5 separate regions of the Homo sapiens genome follow, and regions 1, 2, 3 and 4 are each linked to region 5. The links are chromatin contacts, found by Hi-C or POLR2A ChIA-PET in ENCODE. All regions are on one chromosome and are shown on one strand. Each heading gives the region's core, a stretch centred on a gene start or an enhancer-like site at or near the end of the contact. The rest is flanking DNA. Distances are from core to core; before and after follow the strand shown. Region 1 overlaps MEF2C-AS1 (MEF2C antisense RNA 1). Region 2 overlaps MEF2C-AS1 (MEF2C antisense RNA 1). Region 3 overlaps MEF2C-AS1 (MEF2C antisense RNA 1). Region 4 overlaps MEF2C-AS1 (MEF2C antisense RNA 1). Region 5 overlaps MEF2C (myocyte enhancer factor 2C).

Region 1 (2,700 bases), core at 119-2,618, 730 kb before region 5:
TATGGGTGAAATATCAATAGATTTTGTTCCTGTTTTTATTCAAATTGATGTGGTAGAGTAAATGTATTGAGTGCTGAGGAAAAGGGAAGCTAAAATTCCTAGGACTAATTTTTGACAATCCAAACCTTCATATATACCACTCTCTGAAATATGTTTGTCCACAATTGTTTTCAGTGTTATCAACATTTAAGGATTGTGATTTTTTTTTGTCTACATTTGATGAATACTTGGATTTTGGCTTTCATTCCACACCCAGAATGTATTATATACATGTGTGTGAATGCATATATATGAATAATTGTGCAAACCATATCTTACAGTAGGTAATTCATCTATCTTTATTTTTAGAATTTTACAAAACATATTGCAATAAATATTAAAAATCAGAACTGAAAATATCACAAACCTATTAAGATTAAGGTTTATTTGTATTATTCTTTATAAAGTGAATGAAGCATTTGTTAATGTCAACATTTTTGTTATTTAATTGCCTAGCTCAGTGCAAAAGGACAGCTTTAAATATATATTTCTTCAAATGGTGAACTAATCATCATTTAAATGGCATTTGCCTTTGCTTAACATGGCTTCCTGGTTCTCAGATAAGGCTAAAATGAAAATGAAATTCTTGATCCATCCACTGCTATTTTTTTTTTGGTGCAAAAAAGTCATATTAATAAGAACCTTAAACTGATAGGAAATATGTCCAGCCCTGGATGTAGTTAACAATCTAATTAAAAGGACAATTTGGCAATTGATATGCTATCAGAAAAGAGAAAGTGAGAGAGAAAGAGAGAGACAGAGAGAGAGAGAAAGAAAAGGCAGGAGAAAACCCAGGGCCTGGCAACAAATTTGTCTCTTAAATGCTCACTTTCAAGTGTGTCTGGTTTCTAGTGCAGTTTGTTTCAGAAGGGATCAATTTTTTCCCCTTTTCCCTATTCTACTTTTGCACTGGTATTGTCTGAATCCCAGAGTGAGCAGCAATACATCATCTTGCTTCAACATCTGCTAGAGCCCCCTCTCCTCCTAATCTGCCCAGATCCCCAAAGCCTTTTCCACCTGCTATAGCGCCAAATGCTCATTACAGCATACAGCTATGCCCTTCATTGTCCTTTCTCCCAGATCCTCAAGGTTAACATGGAACAATGACTATTATTAAGTGGGGGCTTCAGGAATATAAAAGCAGACTGGGCAAGGAGAGAGAGGGTGGGGCAGTGGAAGCATTGGGTAGCATGCCAGGAGAGCTGGCAGGAAAGAGCTGCTAGAAAGCTGTGGCCAATTTTCCAGTCGAAACATGAGTCACTGAATAGAGATGCCCTAGACATAAATAGCTTCCCTGTTCATTGCCCAGGACAAGCAGAGACCACACCCTTCAGTGGTTTTGTGTCAGGGTACTTTTGGATATGGCTTTGAGCAACTAGCGCAGGAAGAGAGATAAAAATGGCCAATTTGAGAAGGCTGGCAAGTCTAGAAGTTGTGTTTACTCCTTGGCCAACTGTAAATTGTAACCAATTGGAAGTTGTTCTACGTCTTTTTTTAATACAAATCACCAACCTGTTCCTTCTATTTGCATCATCACACCAACCACCAATGGAAAATCTGAGACACATTAGCTTAGACTGCTTAGAAAACAATGAAATTCAGAATCTCTCTGACTGTATTCATTTAGATTATCATAGAATCTGAATTATTTTTAAAGGAATCTAATGGTTGGGGGAGGCAGCTTTACTTTAGATTTCCTGTCTTTGGCAGCTGTGTACCTCACTCCCAGATGCCATACTTGGTGCAATTTCCTTTTAGTTTTGTAGGAGATATTTTAAGAAGTTAAACACTGTTTCCTCAGTGACATTCATAGGGATGATCTAGATAAACCACATGAATGTCAGCTGGCCTCTAGCAGAATTGGCCAGCTCTGTCCTGGACATCCTTTCCTGTTAACGCACCCTTGGACAATGTCTCCAGCAGGATCAAGTCGCTCCCTGTTGCTCTTCCTCTCCTGGAAGTAGTATAAAACCACGGGTTCCCTCTAAGGCCACCTAGTAAAATTTTACTTGCTTCCACCACCCAGAACCCCAAGGAAGTGTGTTAACCATCCCATAGCCACAAAATGTGCTGATCTAAATAAAACACAGGCCATCCAGCTCAGTGTTCTAGCCAACACACTGGAGGGGCTGAACAAGATCTCATTAATAAAATCAGTTAGGTGTAAAACAACCTGGGCTAGATAAAGTCAGAGTTTGTTTACTTACTCCACTAATGACAACACACCTAAACTGTCAGACTTAACACTAGGAAGAGTGTTATAGTTCCCTTTTCTATTTTAAAATCCAAGTTTGAAAGTCACAACTAAACTTAGATAGACAATTTTTTAATTGCAATTAGGAAATAAGAGAGACACATTGAAAAATAAAAGTTTTTCCTTTCACTTGGATTGATCAAGATACTAGATCTTCGTTGCGGGTTTGTGTGAAGATAGAAAAGTAACTAGAGTTTAGCTAAATGGTGAACATTTCAGGAACATATTCTTAAAAGTTTAAAATTTAAACCTTGTCCTAGACATTTCATATACATTTGCCTCCGTTTTAAGATTGAGAAGTAGTAAGTAAATGCTAATAAAAAGTATTTTATGTGGGTGTAGCTTTATATATAAGTAAAAAATAAGGAGAAAATAGTTTTTACTGAGGTAAATCTTATGGAGCATAT
Region 2 (2,701 bases), core at 150-2,649, 660 kb before region 5:
AAAAAAATGAAATCAGGATCTCAAAGAGATACTGTAATTCCATGTTTAGTGCAGCATTTTTCATAAAACCAAGATATGGAAACAACTCTCATGTCTATAAACAAATGAATGCATAAAGTAAAATGTGGAATATATATTCAATGGAATATTGTTTGGCCTTACAAAAACAAAAGGAAATCTTAACATTTGCAACAACATGGATAAACCTGGAAGATACTAAGCTAATTAAAATAAGTCAGTGTCATAAACACAAATACTCTACTATTCTACTTATATGAGATATCTAAAATAGTCCAACACATGGAGAACAGAATAGTGGTTTCTAAGGGACTTGGAGGAACAGAAATGGGGAATTGTTGGTCAATGGTTATAAAATTTCAGTTATGAAAGGCAAATATGTTCTATAGGTCTGCTGTACAACGTAGTGCCTATAGTTAACAACAGGATATGATACACTTAAAAATTTGTTACAAAGGTGGATTTCATATTAAATGTTCTTACAACAAAAGGAGTGGGATGCATAAGGAAACTTGGAAGTGTTGAATATGTTTATTATCTTGATTGCAGTGATAGTATCACAGGTACATAAATATGTCCCAACTCATCAAACATGCATTAGGCATATGCAATTCCTTTGTATAAAAATTAGACTTTTCTTTTTTTAAAAAAAAAAAAGACCAGGGAGATTGAAATAGTGGCATTACAGAAATGTAATGGTGAGGTACTTAAAGTAGAAAGGACTAAAGAAACCATGTTCGGGTATAAGCATTTCATAGTTAGATAAAAAGCAAAAATAAATAAACTTTCATAGTTCTTGTATTGAGTAATATGTTCAACATTTCAGATATTTACCTCATCACTGAGCTTCAGTTCTTCCTTGAAGTTAACTCCATTATTAACCTTCAACAATTTCTTAAGGCTTGAACTAATTCTGACACTCATTATGTCTTTGATCTCCACCCCATCTCTGAGATTTAATTCTTAGGCTCTGTCCCATTCATCGCATTTGCCTTATCCCACTCCCAAATGACCACTAGCTAAAATTTCACTCTTACTCCAAGGAGAAGGTAAATGTTAGGTACAGAGCAAACTGTGGTATTAGAGGTTGGAAGTGAATGTCAGCAACAAGCTCATACCTGGAGATGAGGTAAAATAATAACAAAGGAGATAAAGGTTACACACATCAATTTTTGTAAAAACAATCATGTTTATATTATAAACTTAATTTATTTTAGAAATATAGAGCATATATAGGCATAGATGTATTTACAGATCCAAATCAGGAAGTATGTCATTCATGGGAATCTAGAGGGTGATTCATAACATTACACATATCTGGCTATTGGGTCTCTGGGGCATAGGTGGCAAGTGAAACCATAAGGCAAATGAGGAACATAAGAGACTCAGAAATGGAGGGAAGAGTATAGAATTGTCAATAAGAAGAAAAAAGGTGCACTGTCTAGTCCTCTTTTCCTATAAGTTTAGTGAAGAGTTGTGAAGAAAATGATTAAATCAAGACATAGAACGAAGTTCCTATAAAGGCATATTAATTGAAAAGTGTTTGATGGCATAGAAAAATGAATTCACAAGATCAGGGGAAAGGGTGAGAGCAAAGGAGCAGTCAAGACTGAAGTGTGTCTAAGGAATTAGAAGTAGTTGGATTGAAATTCACATGTCAGAGAGTAAAGTACAGAACATTTGACTTTCACTTTTGATAGTCACTGGAATAAAACATTGATGGATGCTGGAGTTGGGAAATAAACTAGAAGGCCATGGTAAAACAGGAACAGGATATGCAGACTTTGCTGTTGACAGAATTTGCAGCTTTTTGAAACCACAAAGGCCTGACTGGGGACTGGGATGTTGCTGTGATCTTGTAAACATGCTTCCTCTGCTTGGTTCTGTTGCTGATAACAGCTTCACGTTAGAAAACCGGGTTTTGGAGGACTGTCCCTCAGCACATTTACCTTCTACATGCTCAGCTCTTCAATGAAAACAGAGCATGTTAGGTAAAAGAGGCCCCAGTCCTCCTTCTTCCAGGAATTATGTTGAAGTTACTAGGCAATGTGAAGCTACATAAATTGGCAGTTTATTGGTGAAGTGATGATTTGCAAACTACAGCTTTATATAAAGTTGTAGAAACCAGGGCCTAAAATTATCAGGATAATATTGCACAACTGCTGACTCAAGAAAGCCTCAACTGTTTCCTTCCACTAAATAGAAAAGGCAGCATCTAGTTTTCATCCTTAAACCAAAACACACATTGTAGGAATGCCTTCTATCCTGATAATTTCACTCCTGTTTTGTGTTAGAACTTCACATATGGTATGATCTACAGTACTAGATAGGAAGGGGAGAAGCTTCACATCCCTAAGTCACTAAATTATCTAATCACTACATGTTGCAGTGACATCAGTAATGGGATGGTCCCCATAGCCCTTTGAGAGTTAACATGATCAGATTTGCCTGTTAAAAGATGATTTTCACACTATATGGAGGGTGGATTGGTAGGGTCTGTGGGAAGAGCAGATGAGATAAATCAGGAAACCACTGTCAAAATCTAGTGAGAACTGATGGTCTATAAGGAGAAAGAATATGTTTAGGGGGATTAAAGTTTGATGACTAATAGGATATGGGAGAAGGAATTAAGTAGAGAGAGGAAGGTAACTGGGATGAAAGCAAGATTTCTGGTTTGGGTGAA
Region 3 (2,700 bases), core at 4-2,503, 570 kb before region 5:
GCTTTACATTATAAAATGAATGTTATGTTGATATTATCATCAATATATAAACACAATTGGAAAAACAAGAAAACAAGGAAGATTCTCTTCATATTTGCAGCTTGCCATTTGTTGAATATTAAAGTTAAATTGCCAGCCCTTTATAGACTTCTCTTTTCTCTTCATAAGTTGACAAGTTTGCCCAAAACAAGACACATTATTACCACGGTGATTCTATGGCAGTGACTTTCCAGAGTTACTGCTCAGGACTTACTGCCTGAATTGATGATAGGAAGCCCTAAATTCTTCTCCTCCTCTCATGATCTTTGCAGCCTTCACCACCCCACGAAGGTGCAGATTACAATCCCAGATGCTGGCCATTTGTGTATATTCCATTGTATTTTAATTTTATAAGCATCATGGCTAGTAGAAATTTCCTATAGAATTATATTCGTAGCCAGAAATGAAAAATGACCACTTTTTTTGGCCTTTCACTTCATTGGAGCTGCACTTAAACTATTACCTATTTAATTCAAGTGTAAAAACAAAACCCACTAAATATTCAAGGTGAAAGTCTGGAGTATGTTTTAGGATGTCTTTTAACCTCAATTAAATTTCTAAATGTATTAATTCTCCATTTCACTTAGCATTTGTTAGGTGAGAAAGGGGGGCCCCAAAAGAGTTTTATAATGATTAGGGCAAGAAGCATATATTGACAAGGAGAGGCTGTGTGATGAAATTTGCCATCCTCAGTGAATACAATGACAGCACCGTGGGCTTAATACATTTTCTAAAATTTTAAACTATGGTGTAATGTTCTTTTTTTGAAAATATACAAGAGTGATGTAAATTGTGTTATTAGTAAACCACTTAGGATTGTGTTTTTAAGGCTTTTTATATTTGAACCCACAAGTAGTTTGCCAGGGAACGGTGCCCTTAATCACTCTCCGTAGCTAAGCAAACACATTAAGCTGACTTTCTAATTGGCATGAGCCGGATTTCCCTCACCATGATGAGTGTGATTTTGAAACCAAGAAACTTTAGGTTTGTCCTTTAAGAAAAGTGATTTACAGGAGAAGGTTGTGGGAGGGAAAAAGGAACTCTATTTTACCCCAAAAAGAGACAACATCCTTGCCCGAGGTAGCATTGTGACATTGCCAATGCAACAGGGTTGTGAAATACTGAGTTTTTGTTTTTGTGGTGATGTCTGAAAGTACTGGTTACTGCACCAATGTCTTGTTATCATGCATCTCTAGTTCTGGATCTACTTCCTTATAATTGCTAATGAAAACAGAGTGATGAGCAGAGCAGTGGCTAGATCTTCAGTTCAATTCTTCTGTTGTTTGTATTAATAGATGACATCTTCTGAAAATTTCTTAATAATTATATTTGGCATTTAAGAAACAAAATACAATTGTCTTTTCCTATATTTTTAAGTCTATTTAAATTTTTGACTTACAAGCTAACTTATCTTTATTTCTCTAATCCTAGGCATCCACTAAAAACAGTCTCTATTAGTGTATATTTTGCAAGTAATCAAAATCACAGTAACTGAGGAAAATTAGGACAAGCCTAATAGTAGCCAAGCTCTAAATAGGCTTTAAAATAAAAATAGGATATGTGACTCAGAATACAGTACTAGTTCTTCATCTTACAGATGTTCTCAGCCATCGGAGTCAGCGTGGGCTATGACACTGGTAAGTGTGGGTGAAATGGGTAAAATTTTGGAGAGAATGATAGGCTTTTTTTTCAGACTATCTTCCAATTACCTCATATTACTTTATGTTTTACAGAATGTACAGAAAACTTTGCCTACTCATTTCTTATTTGCCTTAATAGCAAGCTTTAAGTGAGCCTTAAATTAGTAATAGAATTGCCTCCCTCTTCTAATGGCATTTTAGGTTTATACAAAACCCATCTCAGGAAACAAGTGTCTGGCTTTAGTTACTTATCAGCTGAGTGGCTACCTCATTAAACAAAATTCACTAATGATTTCTGTCATGACACGCCATTCATTGGGCCAACAAGATAGAAAAGACAGCATCTCTGACCACGGAAGGGACATGACAGAAATGCTGTCATGATATTTATATTCCACCTACTCGAAAGACCAATTGAGAAACTCCATATGGACTCCAGTTTGCCACTAGCCCACAGAATTGAAGTTTCTTAGCTGGCTTAAATTAAGAATTTTGGGTAAGTGTAAAACTTTGCATATATTTATTTTCATAAATCTAGGCAGTTTATTTTCATGTAGTTCTTTTCATCCTACCCAATTCTCTTTTAGTTGACACAATAGGCAAAGGAAATACATTCTTAGAAAGCTTGTAAGAAGAGAGGGCCAGGTATAATAGGAGAAAGTAAAAGAACATTGCTTGATAGCTCTAATCTAAGGTGTATTAGTTAGGAAAAGGTATGTACACCTAGTTTAGAACAATAAGAAAAAGAAGGTAGCCTCCATTGAGGTAGATTGGCTGATTTGAATTATCTGAAACCCCTTCCTCTCACTTCTCAACATTGGCCAAATGGCAGGTGGTACAAGTCCAGTTCCCCAGTAAGTTCCTGTAAACAAAACTACTTATTTATAGACAGCTTCTCAGTACTGTTTTTCAGGAGCTCAGTCAGAACGCAACTCAGAGCCACATCAACTGCAAAGAAAAATAAAGATATAAAATCCTGTTTTGAAAAATTTGCTTTACAACTCGAATGAGGTCCGCCATG
Region 4 (3,017 bases), core at 358-2,857, 540 kb before region 5:
GCAGCTCCTCCCAACCCCCAACTCAATTGCTTCTTTTTTTAAATGATATACCACTTTATATAATATACCACACAGAAGACAAAATTTCAGCCTGTAGAAGAGGTTCGGTCTGGGAGCAGCAGGAACATGGAATATTTAAAAGATTTTACTTCCATATCCCCTTTGGATATTTCTCTTATATATTTTCATTTAGTTTGGTGTTAAGATTAATGCTACATTTGAAAGCCTCCTAGTTTCTTTTTGAACAATACTTATTCCTCAGTGCTTAAGTGCAATGCTGGGGGTGTGGACAAAATAAAAGTAGAATGGAACTTTATATTCCAACCTCTCCCACTTTCCTTCAAAGTAGAAGTTTCTGGCAAGGCAAGAGTTTCACTGAAGCCTTTCCTGGTTGTCCTCTTCAATTTTAGATGATTGCTTGATATGAATATCTCTAACAGGGTATATTTTAATACACAGAGTAGCAGAGATGGCTTCAAATGCCTATTATCAGAAAAAAAAAAGGCATTTGTGTGATGGGGAAATAAGAAACCTCTGCAATCACTTTTATTCAATGAAAGCCATTCCTTTGGGTGGGAGAGTCAAATGCTAGTACCCACACATGCTGCCTGCATACCAGCACAAGCCGGAGGAATGCAGATTTCTGTATCTGAGAACAGCTGCTAAGTAAAATGGAACGTCCAACAGATGGCTGCATTGTCATTATTGGGGGAGGAAGAGAGGGGAGCTATTTTGGTTTTTCTGTTGAGTGTGTGTGTGTGTGTGTGTGTGTGTGTGTGTGTGCATGCACCCATGCACGTGTGTGTTTAATAGGATGTGTTCTCTCATACCTGTGTTCTCTACTACCTAGATCTCTCTGGTGCTATCAAAGACTCTTAATCACTTTGATTCTTAGAATTAGAACAGACATTGGGGATCGTTTAGTCATTTGACATTTAATGGAGAAGAAGAGAGAAGACCAAAGACACATAGCATATTGGAGCCAAGACCAGAACTCTTACATTTGGCCTGATTACATAGAAGTCCTACATTCTATTTACTTAAGGATCAGTACTGAGCGCAAATACCAAAGCTCAAGAAAAGGAAACACTACAGCAGTTGCAGTTTCATAGTCTGAAAAGTACGTGTGTGTGTGTGTGTGTGTGTGTGTGTGTGTGTGTGTTCAAGTCTTCTGATGGAGTTGCTTTGCAATTCACATGGAGGAAAGAAGTAAGCTATTTTGTAAGTTAACTTATATCTGGTCTTTATTATACATTTTATTAGATGTTTGGAACATTTTGACTTATGGTCTCCCAAATTAAATAACAAGCTATAGAATATGAAGATTCTCCTCCAGTTTCATACTTCAGAACACAAGGAGTTAAGTTTCAAGTCAAAGCTACTGAAAGCCATTCTTAAGAAGCAGACAGGAAAGTGTTGAGATCCCATCATGACCTGTCTATAAAGGTCTCCATCCCACTTCTGATGGTAGCTTTGGGTCAGTTGTACAGTCACATGGCTCACCCATTGGTTCATGTTTTTTTCCAGAAATAGAATCAATAGAGAACAGACAAACCCACAGTTGCCAGTTTGTACAGTCTTGTGGTTTCTGTCAGGGGCTACAGACTCGAGCAGGTCTACCAGATAATGAAGGCAAACTATTTCAGTTCCTGTGGGTCCAGAGTGCCTTGGCAGAGTTCTGGTTTCAAACAAATGAATAACAAATTAAAAGGTACAGTAAAATAAGGCGGTGGTTAAAATATATGAACTAAAATCAATGTAGGAGAAACGTAGTTAAAAACCCTGCATTCTCAGCAATAGCCTATGATGTATTTTGTTAATCTCTTAAAATTTATGTTAAAAGCCTTTTAACAGAAAGTCAATATATTTGGGTGGTAGAGCAAGTATATCATCCTGTACTGGTGGTTGCATTAAATACTATGCATAGGCTCCACTGTCTGTAGAAAATGAGCAGGGGTCCACCCAACGGAAGTTCCATCTCAAGGAGGTCAGACGCTTTTCCCAAAATGGACTGTGAAGCCAAGCTCAGCATTACACTCTCCTCTGCCTAGGTTCCCCACTGACGTCAACAAGAGTTCTGAAAATGAAGGGGGATCAGAATACCAGAAGCATAGCCTAATAATAGAGCAAAAACGGAGAGCAGATGGAAAATAAAGCTTCTCGAATAAAGTGTGACCTAATGTCATAAATTTGTTGGGGAAAAGAAAACAACAACAACAGCACAGCAAAAAGGTCTGTAAGCAGACTTACTGGTGTGAAAACTCTGGAATATGGCAGACTAGAAAAAACACCTAGCTACTTAGAAACCTTTCAGTAAAGGACTAAAAAGTAAACAAGAAAACATGCAAAATCAAATTTTGGATGAGTTCGAAACACCACTACTAATTGTGTGTAGGGGCAAAAAAGACACAAAAATAGAAGTAGAAAATTCTAGAAACAGGGTTTTAGCAGCTTCCTTTGCACATTATTTATGCATACACTTATTCCTTGTATCTTCAACTCACCTGGAACAATCTGCTGCCCCCACAGATGGGCAAGCTTGGAGTGACTCAGGCACAAACTTGATACATGGTGGTAAAAATGAGTTGAAAGAATGGGCCCAAAGTAAAAGATGTTAAAAAGGGTCCCAGCCACACACTAATCTCCTAGAAGGGCTCACCATTTACTCCTGCACCCTTATACCCTCGTGTGTGTGTGTGTGTGTGTGTGTGTGTGTGTGTGCGCGCGCGCGCATGCTGGCGTGCGCGCCAAAGTCTCAGTACAAACTTCCTGGGAATCTTTACTAACTGTATACATCTCAACAGAAGAGAGATTTTTAGATCTACTTAATAATTGGACTTAGAAACTTACTTTTGATATGGACAAAGAAGGTCTCAAGATGTTGAGTGAAATATAAAGAAAAATCTCAAATTCAATCCCTAAATATTTGTTTTTCTATCTGGCAATCATCAAGATGTTTTTCTATTTGATGAACACTCTGTTTTCTCAAAGAGTGGGCTGTTGGTTGGGAAAGCGGA
Region 5 (2,700 bases), core at 183-2,682:
GGATAATTTTATTCATAATCCAATTGACAGACTTAATCTTGTAGTTATTTGTTATATATTCAGCCTGTTTATTCATGCATAAAATGAGACAGGTAAATGAATGGGATATGAAGAACAAATCTGCTTTATACAGTGTGCCTCAAATATATTTTGCTTCTAAAGATGTTCCCATAAATATCTCCTGAAATATACCTTTGCTCTGCCTTCCCAGTTCCTCATGGCCTCTATCTCAGGCCATCAAAGTAGTCTCCAGACTGGTCCACACTAGCAGGCCTTACTAATTCCTGAGTATACCAATGCCAGTAGATCTTTCTGACCACTTAGAGGTCTGTGTCATACCTCTACTCTGAAACTTTCATTTCCACCATATAAACCCAAGGACTTTTAGCCTGGAATTTGAGATCTCCACAGCCCAACCCCTGCATCCCTCCAGAGCCTCTGACACCCCTCTCTTTTCACGGGTCCCCTTCTAAACAGGTTCCTCTCAGTGCCCCTTACCATGCTCTTTAAACTCCTACCTCAGCCCTTTCCTACTGCCCAGTCACAAGCCTAACATATCTTCCTATGGCCTTTCTTTAAGGCCCTCATCAATTCCTGCCTCTTCTGTGAATCTTTTATTGGATCACCTCTTCTCTCCCGGGAACTCAATAACACTTAATCTGGATTACTCTGCAGGCACCTCACCCTACGCTGCCTTGTATTGGTCTTTATGTTTTCCATGAGTATGTATTGGATTACCACAAAGAGATTTCAGAGCTTTTCAAGCCTGGGGCCTTGTCTTTGCATCCTCACTGGGTAGCACACAATCTCACTCATGCAGGGGTAATAGATACTTGTGTTTTGTAATGATGGCAATAACAATGAGGTTTAACTGTCTCCTTTAGAAAGCTTCAGAAAACAACTGTCTAGTTTCTAGCAAGGATTGTTGAATCAGGTAGCTGAGTTCTCTTATTCTCCCTTCAGAGGCAGTGGAGGAAATCAGCAGATGTCTTTCTGAGTCCACTGTCATGCCAGCTCTGCTGGCATTTGTAATCAACTCCTCCCTAGCTCTCTTGGTCATATTTTGAAATATGAAAAACGCAGACCTTGGGATACCCACTTTTCTGTTAGTAGGATACTGAACATCAGAGACCTAAGAAAACCCTTTCAGTCTTCCAGTTCAATGGCTATTCCTGTGCCTTGGTGAATCAGCACTTTAGCGGAGGCATCATCACTTCATTTCAGCTCCAGGGAAGGAGTCTTGCTTTCTGAAGTTCTGTGTGAGGAGGAAAGCAAGGGTTGTACACTGAACTTAGTAAGGAGGGCAAAGCAGATGGAAGAAAAACCATAGAGAGAATTCACTCAGAGAAAAGCGGAACTGAACAGCAAAATGTGTAAGCGGCTTCCCCTCCTCCTGCCTGTCCTAGAAATTACAGTCTTGCTGGTATGCCCTTTCTTCATTTAAGGACACACAGACACACAAAATAAAACCCAAACCAGTGAACTGAAAGAGTGAGTCACGCCAGCCAGGCCTCCGCCAAGCTAGTCAATTAAAGTGCAAGACCAGTTCTGTGCTTTTCTTAGACCCTGAACTACTGTCTGACTTTCTTCCTGAATATTTTTGATAGGAAAAAAAGTATATGCTGACTTCTGAGCAAGTTGATGTATATTGGCTCTCTTCTCATAAAAAGTTTTTAATCTTCCTTCAGAGGACTATTGAATACTTAATTGGGTTACTTGTCCCATGGAGGTCAAATCAGTCATCCTATGGTTTTGCAATGTACGTCTTACCATTAAGCTTTTGTTTTTATTCTCATGTTGTGTATTCTTCGGAAACGTATTTGACCTAGATTTCTTCCTAAATGCTTTATTGTTTTTTGTTAACAGGGAACGGGTATGGCAATCCCCGAAACTCACCAGGTCTGCTGGTCTCACCTGGTAACTTGAACAAGAATATGCAAGCAAAATCTCCTCCCCCAATGAATTTAGGAATGAATAACCGTAAACCAGATCTCCGAGTTCTTATTCCACCAGGCAGCAAGAATACGATGCCATCAGTGGTAATACAAAACTACATTTTAAATAAATATTGATAATGTTTTGTATATGTTTTGCTGTTTTTATATTTGTCTAACTTGATGAATTACTTAACATTCTCCCAGAAAATTAACATAACAGTGCCATTGACAGAGCCTTGCTTGTATTTAGCTATTATTTCTGGTAACTGGTTTGCATTTCCCTTTTCCGTGTAAAAAAAATATATATATATATCTGGTGAACTTCACTAGGCTGATGTTCTAGGATAAGAAAAACATTTTCTTTTAAGGCTTTCAATTTATAGTTGGAAAAAAATCAGACACTACCATCGGTCAATCTCTACGTCCCATAAGCAGAGTAATAATAGGTAATGAGGTACTTTATAACATAGTATTTTTACAATATTTATGTCCTCAACACGCTGACAATGAGAAAGTACTTTCCACAATTTCTAAATGAACTTTCTCCTGTTAATTAGCAAATCCTTTCTTAGATGTATTGCAATGATTATATCTAATACATCGCATGCCTACACACTGCCTCAATTCATCTTTCCATACATTTACTTCATGAAAATAGCTATCTCTCAAAAGCAAATTAAAATCCTAGGCATTTTAGGAACAAAGGTTATATTTTACATCAAAAAAGAATTGTAGCACCTCTAAGGAAGATAAATAAATAAGA

The links. Hi-C counts contacts between places; a loop is a spot of excess contacts on that map. ChIA-PET counts read pairs that join two places held with the same protein, here RNA polymerase II (POLR2A). Pooled maps may share reads with other maps.
Region 1: a map of ascending aorta shows a loop between it and region 5 (3-fold over the local background). The contact joins two enhancer-like sites. A Hi-C loop is called at or near these places in 5 of 168 maps with a recorded cell type or tissue (B cell, PC-3, ascending aorta and 2 more), 7 of 37 single-sample maps with no recorded cell type and 8 of 50 pooled maps. POLR2A ChIA-PET finds 5 or more read pairs at or near these places in 2 of 52 experiments (B cell and activated B cell).
Region 2: a map of B cell shows a loop between it and region 5 (4-fold over the local background). The contact joins two enhancer-like sites. A Hi-C loop is called at or near these places in 1 of 168 maps with a recorded cell type or tissue (B cell) and 5 of 50 pooled maps. POLR2A ChIA-PET finds 5 or more read pairs at or near these places in 1 of 52 experiments (activated B cell).
Region 3: a loop to region 5 is called in a map of GM12878, with 5 times the contacts of the local background. The contact joins two enhancer-like sites. A Hi-C loop is called at or near these places in 5 of 168 maps with a recorded cell type or tissue (B cell, GM12878, HCT116 and 1 more), 36 of 37 single-sample maps with no recorded cell type and 15 of 50 pooled maps. POLR2A ChIA-PET finds 5 or more read pairs at or near these places in 1 of 52 experiments (activated B cell).
Region 4: a loop to region 5 is called in a map of B cell, with 7 times the contacts of the local background. The contact joins two enhancer-like sites. A Hi-C loop is called at or near these places in 5 of 168 maps with a recorded cell type or tissue (B cell, GM12878, K562 and 2 more), 23 of 37 single-sample maps with no recorded cell type and 12 of 50 pooled maps. POLR2A ChIA-PET finds 5 or more read pairs at or near these places in 2 of 52 experiments (OCI-LY7 and activated B cell).

Annotation. Positions count from the first base shown.
Region 1 is chr5:89,456,804-89,459,503 of GRCh38, reverse strand. All of the region lies in intron 8 of MEF2C-AS1 (MEF2C antisense RNA 1), which reads right to left. Among named protein-coding and RNA genes, the nearest start is that of LINC02161, 120 kb to the left of the region's middle. Within about 2 kb of position 1,368, at least 8 of the 41 ENCODE cell types and tissues checked have a DNase peak (open chromatin) inside an H3K27ac peak, as active enhancers do; they include ascending aorta and gastrocnemius medialis, where a contact is called at or near this core.
Region 2 is chr5:89,395,934-89,398,634 of GRCh38, reverse strand. The region is part of intron 8 of MEF2C-AS1 (MEF2C antisense RNA 1); the gene reads right to left. Among named protein-coding and RNA genes, the nearest start is that of LINC02161, 180 kb to the left of the region's middle. Within about 2 kb of position 1,399, at least 5 of the 41 ENCODE cell types and tissues checked have a DNase peak (open chromatin) inside an H3K27ac peak, as active enhancers do; they include B cell, where a contact is called at or near this core.
Region 3 is chr5:89,301,649-89,304,348 of GRCh38, reverse strand. All of the region lies in intron 7 of MEF2C-AS1 (MEF2C antisense RNA 1), which reads right to left. Among named protein-coding and RNA genes, the nearest start is that of LINC02161, 280 kb to the left of the region's middle. Within about 2 kb of position 1,253, at least 3 of the 41 ENCODE cell types and tissues checked have a DNase peak (open chromatin) inside an H3K27ac peak, as active enhancers do; they include B cell and GM12878, where a contact is called at or near this core.
Region 4 is chr5:89,270,146-89,273,162 of GRCh38, reverse strand. The region is part of intron 7 of MEF2C-AS1 (MEF2C antisense RNA 1); the gene reads right to left. Among named protein-coding and RNA genes, the nearest start is that of LINC02161, 310 kb to the left of the region's middle. RefSeq lists enhancers at 1,204-1,253, 1,284-1,423. Within about 2 kb of position 1,607, at least 2 of the 41 ENCODE cell types and tissues checked have a DNase peak (open chromatin) inside an H3K27ac peak, as active enhancers do; they include B cell and GM12878, where a contact is called at or near this core.
Region 5 is chr5:88,731,068-88,733,767 of GRCh38, reverse strand. It overlaps MEF2C (myocyte enhancer factor 2C), which reads left to right. Exons shown (of 11, transcript NM_002397.5): 7 at 1,867-2,039. Among named protein-coding and RNA genes, the nearest start is that of GSCAR, 35 kb to the right of the region's middle. RefSeq lists enhancers at 1,166-1,445, 1,566-1,615. Within about 2 kb of position 1,432, at least 19 of the 41 ENCODE cell types and tissues checked have a DNase peak (open chromatin) inside an H3K27ac peak, as active enhancers do; they include B cell, GM12878, ascending aorta and 1 more, where a contact is called at or near this core.